2 separate regions of the Homo sapiens genome follow, and region 2 is linked to region 1. A link is a loop called in an ENCODE intact Hi-C map of the cell type or tissue named here. Cell type or tissue: mesothelial cell of epicardium. All regions are shown on one strand. Links, peaks and the distances in the headings refer to the core of each region. The heading gives the core; the rest is flanking DNA. Region 1 overlaps SAMD4B (sterile alpha motif domain containing 4B). Region 2 has its middle 8.6 kb from the start of SERTAD1.

Region 1 (6,727 bases), core at 896-5,895:
ACCCAGGGTGTTGATACTAGAAGATGGAAATGGATACAGTAAGATGCTGCCACAGTGAGATGCCTCACCCAGGTCTCCCTCTGTCACTTCAGCCAAGCACATGGGATAGAAAGTAGCAGGCGGCCTCTGGCCCTTTAATGGAAGAGGGCCATCCAGTCCTCTCCAGTTAACATCTAGACCGAACACAAAGCATCCTTCTCTCATCCAGAAGACATAGGAACCCTACCTTCAGGGATGATTTTTTTTTAACAGTGAAATCTTAAAAGTAACTGTTTCACTAAAGCCTCCAGTATTTACTGAAGACTGTCAGAATCATCCTCCATCACTAGATCTTCTCCACCAGTCATGTTCCCTGAGCAGTGGGGTGGCTTGAAGGTATAAACCAGAGAGGCCCAAGGGAGGGATAGTTAGCAGACTTCTGGTCTTTTTCTAGTTTGTGCTCTTCTGTTCCAAGGACCACAGGTATGTCTTCTTCTGTGTAGTTGTTCACTATTGTTTCAATGTGATTCGTTTCCCACATTTGAAAATAGGGGGGGATTTTACTTTAAAATTCAGATATCTGGCTCCTCTTTAGGGGAAAAAAAAAAAAAAAAAAACCTAAGACGTAACAATACTGGACCCACATTCCTTCATGGTAGCAGTTGATAAGAGGTGGATAGTGACTTCTCCCTTTTGACCGGGTGTGGACTTTCCAACTCACCATAGTCCCAGTTGGCCTGCTTTGTTCAAAGCCTGGCCTTGTAAGCATCATGTTTGAGACCCTATTATGTCCGAAAGCTTTGCTTCTATCGTTTGGCCTGGGGGGAAAAGCTGGATTAATGTTTAGTCAGCAGCTTATTGGGTGGGTGGAGGGGGGGAACAGTGCTGTTGCTTAGGAAAAGTAACAACCCAGTAAAAGAATTTATGGGAAAGAGTGTGCACAACTTTGGTCTGTTTGTGGATTTGGTCGTTTTTTTGCTGTAAATGCTGTTGGTATATCAAACCTCCTGTCACAAATGTTCCCTCTGAAATAGTAACATGTCCTTCTATCTTATGAGTTGCCACCCAGTGAAGGAATCCCTCCCACTCCCGAGGGATGTTCATCCAGCCTCCGCTTGACCACTTCCAGCAGCCAGGGAGCTTATTACCTCCTCACATGGCAGCCAGTTCCATTCTTGGACAGATGCGTTATTTTAAAATTCTTCCTTATGTTGAAGCAGCTGCTGCCTCTTTGGGACTGAAAGCCACAAAATGCTGGAGCTGGGAAGGAAAACCGATTTTTTTAGGCGCGTGAGCTACCACTCATCCACCCTGCATCCAGGGCAAACATTGATAATTAATCACAGCACTCTTTCTCACTGAGTCAGGAAGTATGCTGCCTTAAAATTGTTTTTAATTAAATTCTTTTTTAAAAATTACAAAAGTAATATGTATTCACTTGCAACTAGTGAAGTAGTACAAAGTTATATAAAGATAGTGTTAATAATCCCCCTGTTTCTCCAAGATAGTGTTAGCAGCCGAGGGTGTATTCTTCTATACATTTATACACATATAGACATAAATATTCATATATAAGATATATAAGGGGTTTTGTATGTGGCTTTTTTTTAATTTAAAAAATGGCATTATATTGTACATATTACTGTGTAGCTTATGGACACCCCTCCAAGTAGTTACAGATCAAACATTGTATATAGCTTTGTTTTTTTGTTTTCTTGTTTTCTTTTTGAGATGGAATCCCGCTCTGTCACCCAGGCTGGAGTGCAGTGGCATAATCTCGGCTCACTGCAGCCTCCACCTCCCGGGTTCAAGCGTTTCTCCTGCCTCAGCTTCCCAAGTAGCTCGGACTACAGGCGCCCGCCACCACACCCGGCTAATTTTTATATTTTTAGTAGAGATGGAGTTTCGCCATGTTGGCCAGGCTGGTCTCAAACTCCTGACCTCAAGTGATCTGCCTGCCTCAGCCTCCCAAAGTGCTAGAATTATAGGAGTGAGCCACCACACCTGGCCAGATTAGGCATGTTTTTAATAGATACGTTATATCATACAATGTGGGATCTGCCCCAGTTTATTAATCATTCCCCATTAATGGATATTCCCATTCATTTCTTCAGGATTCTTCTCATCGCAGTGCTCCAGGCAGCCACTACCAATCGATTGGAGTTAGCCTGTGAGGTAAAACCTATTTGTCATGTCTCACCCAGTCCCGCTCCTTATCCTACATTCTAGAGAAGAGAACAGACTAGCTCCGTGATCAAAGTGAATCAGTGGCTTGGGCAGGACTAGAACTGAATTTTCTTGACTTTCAGCATTTCCTCTATCCCATGTTGTCACTCCCTTGGAGTCATCTACCCTGCTTTTCTCCTCTAGAGTAAAAGAACAAATATAATTTCTTTTCTGCGTGCTACCTCTTCAGATATTCAAAGTCAGTTATGCCATTCCCCTTGAGTCTTCTCTTCCCCAGAGGAAAATCTCAGTGCCTTCAATTTTTTTTTCTTAAAACAAGGTTTTCAAATCCCTTTACCATCCTATGAGCTGTTCCTTCTATCTTCTTCCCCCCTAGGGCTATAGAAATCCCAAGTGTGGCTTCCACATTCACCTTCTATAGCTATTTATTTATTCAATAAATATATATTGAGCACCTTCTACGTGCCAGGCACTGTTGTAGGCACTGGCTGACTGTATGGCTTGCGTTTTGGTCAGTAGAGAGAAACAAATAAGATGATACCTGAGAGTGCCAAATTATATAGGAATGAAATAGTGTTAATATAATTGGAGGAGTAACTCCTGAGATTGGATGGTCAGGGAAGCTCTCTCTGAAGAAATGACAATGAGCTGAGACCTGAATGACAGGAGCCAGCTTCTAGGGGAAGACAGTTCCACTGAATAAGAAATAATTTGGTACAAGATGAGGTTGGAGTGGCCACAGGAGTCCTATAGGGCTCGGTAGTTCAAGATAAGATGTTTGGAATTTGTTTAAAATTTTTTTTTCTTTTTTTCTGAGGCAGAGTTTCCCTGTCACCCAGGCTGGAGTGCAGTGGCATGATCTCAGCTCACTGCAACCTCCGCCTCCCAGCTTCAAGCGATTATCGTCCCTCAGCCCCCCAAGTCACTGGGATTACAGGCGTGCAGTAGCACGCCCGGCTAATTTTTGTATTTTTAGTAGAGACGGGATTTCGCCACTTTGGCCAGTCTGATCTTGAACTCCTGACCTCAAGTGATCCACCTGCCTTAGCCTCCCAAAGTGCTGGGATTACAGGTGAGAGCCACCATGCTTGACCTTATTTAGATTTTATTTAAGTGCAATGGGAAGTCATTGGAGAATTTTAGGCCAGGGAGGTGACATCTGATTTCCCCTTTAAAAAAAATTGCTGGACGCTTGTTTAACTTGGAGCAAGGTTTCATTTTCCCTCATACCTTTCCTGCTTCTTACATCCAAAGGGATTGGCAACCAGGCCAGTTCAGTCTGTTTAGGGGTCCCACAGGGGATCTGTGAGGCAAGTCACAGCTGTTGCCTAATGCACCCCACAGCCCTCCTCAGCAAGCGCACGGAAGTTCAGAGAGATGTGAGTAGCTCCCTTAGACCTGAGCCCAGTAGGTTCAATGGGTCTTTGTATGAAGTTCTCAGTCCGGGGAACCTTAGTCCTTTGGCAGCCAGAGGGGGATGGAGCTGAATGTGGTTTGAGGATAGAGCCAAGGGCACTGGTTGCAAGAGAGACAGATGGAAGAAATGTTGAGTGGAGATCTGGAGCTCGAGACACTTAGAAAAAGCCTTCGGAGTGGTGTCCAGAAACCAACCACCTGAAAAATAGGTCTGTTGTTTGCCCAGTTGAAATAACTTTTCTTTAGTTCCTGCCTAAGAGGGGAATTTGGACACTTTGTAGCTTGTGAGTTTTTGACTTTTGATCTGTCCCCTTCCCCTCAGGTTGGCATTTTCTTTGCTTCCAGGAGGAGCCTGAGACAAGCTGGCATCTCTGGAAGTCGGGGACTTCCCAACCAGAGAGTTTAGGTTTGGAGTCTTCAGGGGAATTAAGAGGGCAGGGAGCGATTCACCTCAGAATAGAGATGGGTAAAATCTGATAAATCAGAGTTGTGCCTTTTCCAGAGTCAGGGAAGCTGGGTTAGAGAGGGTGAGATTCCCTCAGCCTGTTGGTGATCTTTGAAAAGCCCTTTGTCCATGCCCACACCTGATAGATACCCAGCCAGTTACTAATCAGATGGCTGGCTGCATACCTGAGATCTCCACCAGGGTCACTACCCGACCATCCATCCTCTACCCAGCATTGTGGGTCTAGCTTGAAGTAATTTAAAGAGCCCTTGGAGTCCTATCAGTAGGTTAGGAGTCACACTGCCCAGCTCTCAGAGAAGGTGGCCAGAAACCAGCAAGGTCAGAGATGTGCTGTGCTTAGTCATGTCACCTTGGGCCAGATCGCCATCAATTCATATCTTTTCTCATAATTTGCAGCCTACTATTTCCCACTTCTGAAAAATTTTTCCAATATATTTTCTGTGTTAAATCCGCTTCCTTTGACACTATGACAGCCAGGTGTGAGGGCCAACATCTCCTTGGTCTCTGGGATAGGCATCTAAGTCCCAGTCACGCCTTTTCTCTGGATCTGAAGATTTGGGTGAAAGTAGCTTTAATATCTGGTGTTGGCTTCATGTTTCTTCCAGGAGCTCAGCAGAGCAAGTACCCTGAAAGAGAAAGGCATGAGGCCTTCATGCCCCCTCAACCCACACTCACCAGGCAAGTTTCAGCCCCTTCTTTCTGTTTGACCCCTTTGCTTCCTTTTTCAGGAAACTGGAGAGGCGTGGCTGGACCAAGACCTCCCCCCATGTGAGCAGGCTTCCTCCTCCCCCAACAACCGTTGCCACCACGCCCAGAAACGTCCTTAAGCCCTGGCCCTCAGGGGAAAGGTAACAGGAGGCCAGAGCCGGGACCATGTGACGGCGCTGGCCCTCGCCACCGCCGTCCCCCGACCCTGGCCCCAGGCCCGGCACCATGATGTTCCGAGACCAGGTGGGCATCCTCGCTGGCTGGTTCAAAGGCTGGAATGAGTGTGAGCAGACAGTGGCCCTCCTGTCACTTCTGAAACGGGTCACCCGTACCCAGGCCCGCTTCCTGCAGCTCTGCCTGGAGCACTCACTGGCGGACTGCAATGACATCCACCTGCTGGAGTCGGAGGCCAACAGTGCTGGTGAGTTTCCACCCTTAGAGATGGGAGCACAGCAGGAGGGAGACCTGGAACAGATGTCACATGGCTAAGAAGGTCAACCCAACAATGGGACTAAAAAACGTGGGTTCTAGGCTTGGTGGGTGGGGAGTTCCTTACCTTCTAAGTTGTCATCATGGGTCTTCTGGGACTGTGTTGCCATAAATCCTCAGGCATGGTATGGTGGACTTATGGGAGAAGGCAATGCAAACTGGAAACTCCCCATAACAGGAAGATCATGTAGAGTGGCTTATGTGGGCTGCTGAAAGGAACAGACTAAAGTCATTATGAAAGGCGTATAGAAGGTGAGCAGTAATTAATTTCTTAAGCTTCAGGATATCAGGGCTAGGAGGGAATTTGAGAACTCTTCCAAAATTCATGTCATCCTATACTATTCTTTACCCTCAAAGGTAGGTTGGACTTAAAGCATAAGCAGCTTCCAGAAAGTTTTGAATTTAGATACAGTTCATCCTGTCAGTTCCCTAAGTACTTATTAGGCACTCTGTGTCCTGTGAGATTGGCATTGGGATGGGTGAGCCAGGCTTCTCTTAAGACCTGTCCCTTAGGCCCCAGTTGTAGACAGGAGTCAGGCTAGAATCAGGGGCTACTGCTGAAGCTACTCTAGCTGTCTGGGCCTCCACAGGGCTGGATGGAGAGCTGTTGGCCCCAGTGACAGATGGGAGAGATGGAGGCCAAAGAAGAGGGAGGGTAGTGGATACCCGAAAGCTAGCTGGGAAGGGCATCAAGGGGCTCCATGCAGTTTGTCCAAATTAGTCACCCTAACTCTTTGCACCTTCTTCTTCAGAATAATAGTTCATATTGAGCCTTTACAGCAAGCCAAGTACTGTCTTTACTTGTATATTAACTTTAAAAGCAGTGTTCTTGGCCAGATGCAGTGGCTCACGCCTGTAATCCCAGCACTTTAGGAGGCTGAGGCAGGCAGATCACCTGAGGTCGGGAGTTCGAGACCAGCCTGGCTAACGTGGCAAAACCCCGTGTCTATTAAAAGTACAAAAATTAGCTGGGCATGGTGGCAGGTGCCTGTAATCCCAGCTACTCGGGAGGCTGAGGCAAGAGAATCGCTTGAACCCGGGAGGCGGAGGTTGCAGTGAGCCAAAATCGTGCCATTGCACTCCAGCCTGGGCTATGAGAGCGAAACTCTATCTCAAACAAACAAACAAAAAAAGCAGTGTTCTTACGTGGCTCTCAAGTCAGACTGTCTAAGTTTAAATCCCAGTTCTGTTACTTGCCATATAACCAAGTAACTTAACCTCTCTGTGCCTCACTTTCCTGCGCGCCACCACGCCTGGCTAATTTTTGTATGTTTAGTAGAGACGGGGCTTCACCATGTTGGTGAGTCTGGTCTCAAACTCCTGACCTCATGATCTGCCCACCTCAGCCTCCCAAAGTGCTGGGATTACAGGCATGAGCCACCGCACCCAGCCAGTTTCCTCATCTTAAATTCAACATGATATCCTGAGAAGTATGTAACCTCAGTAAAAAAAAAAAAAGAAAAGGAAAGAAAAAAGATGATA
Region 2 (6,727 bases), core at 796-5,795, 1.1 Mb after region 1:
AATTTTTTTGTAGTGATGAGATCTTACCATGTTGCCCAGGCTGATCTTGAACTCCTGGACTCAAGTGACCCTCTTGCCTTGGCCTCACAAAGTACTGGGATTATAGTTGTTCCCTGTCCAACAACTATCAAATAAATCTAGGTGAGATAGTATTCAGATGCTCAGAATACTTTTTTTCCCCATCTTTTCTATGTGCTTGAATTTTTAATAATAAAATTAAGGTAAGATGCTAATTAGAACCAGGCCCCCACTAGGCAAATTCACATTTTCTGCCCTCCAGAATCCATTTTTATGGCTGGCAAAAGGGACGCCTGGACCTGGAGTCTCCCAGTGGCTTACTCCAGGTCATACACTGAAGGAAAAGGAAATTTTCCTTCATGCTTGTAGTTTCAGCTGCTTCAGAGGCTGAGGTGGGAGGATCGCTTGAACCTGGGAGACAGAGGTTGCAGTGAGCCAGGATCAGGCTGCTGCTGCGCTGTACTCCATCCTGGGCGACAGAGCAAGACTCTGTAAAAAAAAAAAAAACAAAAAACAAAAAACAAAAAACAAGAACAAGAGCTCAGAGGAATCATCTGATTAATATATATTTATTAAGCACCTACTATGTGGTGGCCACTGTTGTAGATGGTGAGGATACAGCACTGGGTAAATTTCACAGAGTCTCCCCTCTCATGGAACAGGGTAGGAGGTGAAGAGAGAAAATATATATGAAAACGAATGCATTCATTGATTTGCAAACATTTATGTCTTGAGCCCCTTTTGTGTGCCAGACACTGTTATAGGCACTGAAGAAAGGGCAGTGAAATTATAGATGAAAATCTCTTATGGGAGCAGATGAACAATAAACAAATTACCTTGGCCGGGCGCCGTGGCTCACGCCTGTAATCCCAGCACTTTGGGAGGTCGAGGCAGGCCGATCACTTGAGGTCAGAAGTTCGAGACCAGCCTGACCAACATGGTGAAACCCCATCTCTACTAAAGATACAAAAGTTAGCCGGGTGTGGTGGCAAGTACCTGTACTCCCAGCTACTTGGGAGGTTGAGGCAAGAGAATTGTTTGAACCCGGGAGGCAGAGATTGCAGTGAGCCGAGATCGTGCCACTGCGCTCCAGCCTGGGTGACAGAGCAAGACTCTGTCCGAAAAAAGAAAAGAAAACAATCTAAACAACAACAACAACAAAAATTGAAAAAAAGACAGCAAATTAAATCAATTTAATTTGCATTTTTAGTAGAGATGGGGTTTCGCCATGTTGATCAGGCTGGTCTCGAACTCCTGACCTCAGGTGATCCGCCCGCCTCGGCCTCCCAAAGTGCTGGGATTACAGGCATGAGCCACCACGTCTGGCCAGTTTTTTTTTAATTTTTTATTTGTAGAAGCAGAGTATCCCCATGTTGCCCAAGCTGGTCTTGAACTCCTGGGCTCGAGTGATCCTCATGCCTCCGATTCCCAAAGTGCTGGGATTACAGGAGTGAGCCACCTGGCCGCCGGGTCTACTTCTTTTGTTTCATCAGGTCTCTGCTGAATTGTCACCTCTTCAGACATAACACATCCTCCTCCCCAAAGCTGCACATCTCTCAGCTCACTGCAACCTCCAATCTCCTGAATTCAAGCAATTCTCCTACCTCAGCCTCCCGAGTAGCTGGGATTACAGGCGCCTGCCACCATGCCCGGCTAATTTTTTTTTTTTTTAATAGAGACGAGGGTTTCATCATGTTGGCCAGACTAGTCTCGAACTCCTGACCTCAAGTGATCCACCCGCCTGGGCCTCTCAAAGTGTTGGGATCACAGGCATGAGCCACTGCACCCGGTCTGCTTTTTTCTTTTCCTTTGCAATTACCTGCTCCTAAGGTACTAGATAATTTGTGTGGTTTTTTTGTTTTGTTTTGTTTTGAAAGTAGCCCGGCGTGATGGCAGGCGCCTGTAGTCCCAGCTACTCGGGAGGCTGAGACAGGAGAATTGCTTGAACCCGGGAGACGGAGGTTGCGGTGAGCCGAGACGGTGCCACTGCCATCTCAAAAAACAAAAACAAAAACAAACAAAAAAATTAGCCGGGCGTGCCTGTAGTTCCAGGTACTTGGAAGGCTGAGGTAGGAGAATCACTTGAACCTGGAGTTTGAAGCTGCAGTGAGCTATGATCGCCCCACTGTACTCCAGCCTGGGCGACAGAGAACGACTCTGTCTCAAAAAACAAACAAACCAAAACAAATGAGAGAGGTAGGAAAACTAGAGGAAGAGCATTCCAGGCAGAGGCGAGAGCCAGTGCAAAGGCTCTGAAGTGCTGCCTGTCAGGAGACAAGGCCAGGGCAGCTGGACTGGGAGCTGCCGGGAAGGAGGTCCGAGAAGTGAGGCCTTTTAGCCTACTCTGTGGACCTTTGTTTTTTACTCCGAGCGGGATGAGAAGACCCTGGAAGATGAATCGATGAGAAAAATAATTTCCGTTTCCGTTCAGTGACTTGAAGAAAACAAAATAAGACGGGATAATCGCCTGTAACCAGGGTGGTCCTAGAGAGAGATTCTTCGAGGCGTTGACATTGGAGCTGGGGCCAGAAAATGGAGACGGAGCCAGGAATTCAAAGGCTGGGGGAAGGGAGAAGAGGAGAGGCCGGGCCTGGGGAAATGAAACCATCGGCGAAGCCACCGGGCCCGGCAGGCCTGGAGAGAAGCCTCCGCCTGCTGGGGAGGGAGGCAGGGAGGGGGGTCGGGAGGCGCGGCCCGCCCCGTCCGGCCTCTGGGGAGGGAGGAGGCGCCAGGCCGGCTCCCGGCCGCGGCCGCCTCCCGGGTACCCCGGCCGGCCCAGGGCGGAGGGTGGGCAGCGGGGAGGGACTGGGCCTTCCCGCCACGCCCAGGGCGGGCCGCGGGCCCATCCCCCGCCGCGGAGGAGGGCAGGTTGGGGAACGTGGACACTGCCCTCGGGGACTCGGTTCCTTCTGCAGGGCCAGCCTTTCCACTTCTGTGGCCAGTTCTTTTTAACAAGTGCGGTGTTAAGGAAGGCGCTGGGCCTCTCGGAGCCTCAGTTTTTTCATCTGGAAAGAGGGTGCTCCTCTTACTGGCCTCATCGCGGTGCTAAGGAACTGTGCGATTCCCCTTCCCAGGGTTATCTTCAGGGCAGGCAGAGAGCTGCAGGGAAAGGGGGAGGGCGGGGCACGGTGGCTCACTTTTTAAACAAAAAGTTTGTTTGTTTGTTTCCAGACGAAGTCTTGCTCTGTCGCCCAGGCTGGAGTGCAGTGGCGCCATCTCGGCTCACTGCAACCTTCGCCTCCCGGGTTCAAGCAATTCTCCTGCCTCAGCCTCCCGAGTAGCTGGGATTACAGGCGCCCGCCACCACACCCGGCTAATTTTCAGTAGAGACGGGGTTTCACCATGTTGGCCAGGCTGGTCTCGAACTCCTAACCTCGTGATCCGCCTGCCTCGGCCTCCCAAAGTGCTGGGATTACAGGCATGATCCACCGCGCCTGGCCTGTTTGTTTTTGAGACGGAGTTTCGCTCTTGTCGCCCAGGCTGGAGTGCAGTGGCCCCATCTCAGCTCACTGCAATCTCCACCTCTCCGGTTCAAGCAATTATCCTGCCTCAGCCTCCGGAGTAGCTGGGATTACAGGCAGCTGCCACCTTGCCCAGATAATTTTTGTATTTTTAGTAGAAATGGGGTTTCACTATGTTGGCGAGGCTGGTATTGAATTCCTGACCTCAAGTAATCCGCCTGCCTCAGCCTCCCAAAGTGCTGGGATTGTAGGAGTGAGCCAGGGCGCCCTACCTGTTTTTGTTTTTGAAACAGGGTCTTGCTCTGTAGCCCAGGCTGGAGTGCAGCAGTGGGATTTCCTCTCACTGCAACCTCTGCCCATTATGGGCTCAAGCGATCCTTCTACCTCAGCCTCACTAGTAGCTGGGACTACAGGTGAGCACCACCACACCCAGTTTTTTTGTTTTTTTTGTTTTTTTGGTTTTTTTTTTGAGTAGAGACAGGACCTCAGGGCCTTGCCATGTTACCCCAGGCTGGTCTCAAGCTCCTGGGCTCAAGCAATCTGACTGCCTTGGCCTCCCAAAGTGCTGGGATTACAGGGGTGAGCCAACGTGCCTGGCCCTTCTTCAGGTTTTTACCCAAATGTCACCTTGTCTCAGACGCCCTATCTGGCCATCCTATGTAAATTGCAACACCCTCCTCACTCCTCTGCTCCCCCCTGCCCCCACAGCATTTATCACCACCTGGCTGACTTACACATTTTCACTTCTTTTTTTTTTTTTTTTTTTGAGACAGAGTCTTGCTCTGTCACCCAGGCTGGAGTGCAGTGGTGTGATCTCGGCTCACTGCAACCTCCGCCTCCCGGGTTCAAGTGATTCTCCTGCCTCAGCCTCCTGAGTAGCTGGGACTACAAGTGTGCATCACAATACCCAGCTAATTTTTGTATTTTTAGTAGAGATGGGGTTTTACCATGTTGGCCAGGCTGGTCTCGAACTCCTGACCTCAAATTATCCACCCACCTTGGCCTCCCAAAGTGTTGGGATTACAGGCGTGAGCCCCCACACCCGGCCTTATTTTTCTTTTTATTTACTTAATTATTTTTGAGACATAATTTTACTCTGGTTGCCCAGGCTGGAGTGCAGTGGCCTGATCTCAGTTCACTGCAACCTTCACCTCTCAGGTTCAAGCGATTCTCCTGCCTCAGCCTCTGGAGTAGCTGGGATTACAGGCGCCGGCCACCATGCCCAGCTAATTTTTTTGTATTTTTGGTAGAGAGGGGGTTTCACTGTGTTGGCCAGTCTGCTCTTGAACTCCTGACCTCAGGTGGTCCACTCGCCTTGGCCTCCCAAAGTGCTGGGATTGCAGGTGTGAGCCACAGCGCCCGGCCCTATCTAACTAACTATCTATCTATCTATCTATCTATCTATCTATCTATCTATCTATTTGGAGTGGGAGTCTCACTCTGTCGCTTAGGCTGGAGTGCAGTGCTGTGATCACAGCTCACTGTAACCTCCAACTCCTGGGCTGAAGAAGGGATCCTCCCACCCGAGTCTTCTGAATAGCTGGGACTAGCGTGCCCAGCTAATTTTTTTTTAAAATTGTTTTAGAGATGTGGTCTTGCTATGTTGCCCAAAGTGGTCTTGAATTCTTGGCCTCCAATAATCCTCCTGCCTCAGCCTCCTGAGTTACTGGGCTCATAGTCACGTGCTGCCATGCCTGGCATTATTTTTCATGTGTATTTCACTCTTCCCCCACTGTTAAATTTCATGAGAGCAGGAATTGTCTATTTTATTTATTTTCCTGCTGAAGAGTGCCAGGTCCACAGCAGGCACTCAATAAATCTGAGCCATTATTGGAATCCTTGGCCTGCCTCAGGCTCCCTGACACTTTGCAGTGTGAGGCAGGTATTACTCCAGATCCTTCAGTTTGGAATATGGTGTATATGAGGAACAGCAGGGAATGGTGTGGTGGGAGTATAAGAGTGAGGGTGTGTAGGGGAGATGAGTTCAGAAAGGTGGGAGGGAAAGTTAGTCATTGCTAGGTCTGGAGTTCATTTTTTTTTTTTTTTTTTTGAGACGGAGTCTTGCTCTGTCACCCAGGCTGGAGTGCAGTGGTGCAATCTCGGCTCACTGCAAGCTCCGCCTCCCAGGTTCACGCCATTCTCCTGCCTCAGCCTCCCGAGTAGCTGGGACTACAGGTGCCCGCCACCTCGCCCGGCTAATTTTTTTGTATTTTTAGTAGAGACGGGGTTTCACCGTGTTAGCCAGGATGGTCTCAATCTCCTGACCTCGTGATCTGCCCGCCTCGGCCTCCCAAAGTGCTGGAATTACAGGTGTGAGCCACCGCACCCGGCCTTTTTTTTTTTTTTTTTTTTTTTTTGAGACAGGACCTCCCTCTGTTGCTCTGTTCCAGATGGAGTGCTGGAGTGCAGTGGTGTTATCTCTGCTCACAGCCTCCATTTCCTGAGCTCGAGCGATCCTCCCACCTCAGCCTCCTGAGTAGGTGGGACTACAAGGGCATGCCATCAGCCCAGCTAATTTTATTTTAGTTTTTTGTAGAGATGGGGTCTCCCTGTGTTGCCCAGGCTGGTCTTGAACTGGACACAAGCGATCTTCCTGCCTCAGCCTCCCAAAATGCTGGGATTACAGGCGTGAACCACTGCACCTGGCCAAGTTTTTCAACAACAAATAATTTTTTTTTTTTTTGAGATGGAGTTTCGCTCTTGTTGCCCAGGCTGGAGTGCAATGGCACGATCTCAGCTCACCACAACCTCCGCCTCCTGGGTTCAAGTGATTCTCCTGCCTCAGCCTCCTGAGTAGCTGGGATTATAGCCATGTGCCACTACGCCTGGCTAATTTTGTATTTTTAGTAGAGACAGGGTTTTTCCATGGTGGTCAGGCTGGTTTCGAACTCCTAGCCTCAGGTGATCCGACCGCCTTGGCCTCCCAAAGTGCTGGGATTATAGGCGTGAGCTACCGTGCCTGACCCTTCAACAACAAATAATTTTGGAGAGTGCAGTTGTGCCAAGCATAGTTCTAGGCACAGACCAACACAACCCTCAGAGTTCCCAGGAGAGTAGGAGGCTACCTATAGATGGGAAATAAGTAACTCGAGATTGGGTAGATGCTACTAAAACAAAATCAGTCCAGGTGCAGTGGCTCATGCCTGTAATCCCAGCACTTTGGGAGGCCGAGGCGGGCGGATCACCTGAGGTCAGGAGTTCAAGACCAGCCTGACCAATATGGAGAAACGTTGTCTCTACTGAAAATA

What was found. A loop is a pair of places that touch in the nucleus more often than their neighbours do. Peaks named below come from ENCODE experiments on the same cell type or tissue, not always from the same donor. Only the 100,000 strongest peaks of a DNase experiment are listed, where the experiment ranks them.
Region 2: a loop joins it to region 1, with 25 times the contacts of the local background. A loop is called at or near these places in 4 of 110 quality-filtered maps.

The regions. Positions count from the first base shown.
Region 1 is chr19:39,351,913-39,358,639 of GRCh38, forward strand. SAMD4B (sterile alpha motif domain containing 4B) reads left to right here. Exons shown (of 14, transcript NM_001384574.2): 2 at 2,094-2,154; 3 at 4,777-5,177. The coding sequence starts at 4,982. Among named protein-coding and RNA genes, the nearest start is that of SAMD4B, 13 kb to the left of the region's middle. In mesothelial cell of epicardium, for the core only: no CTCF peak of the experiment used is centred there; no DNase peak of the experiment used is centred there.
Region 2 is chr19:40,431,272-40,437,998 of GRCh38, forward strand. No RefSeq gene overlaps it. Among named protein-coding and RNA genes, the nearest start is that of SERTAD1, 8.6 kb to the left of the region's middle. RefSeq lists enhancers at 1,969-2,797, 2,473-2,552, a silencer at 2,663-2,952 and a cis regulatory region at 4,031-4,295. In mesothelial cell of epicardium, for the core only: no CTCF peak of the experiment used is centred there; a DNase peak (open chromatin) is centred at 2,720.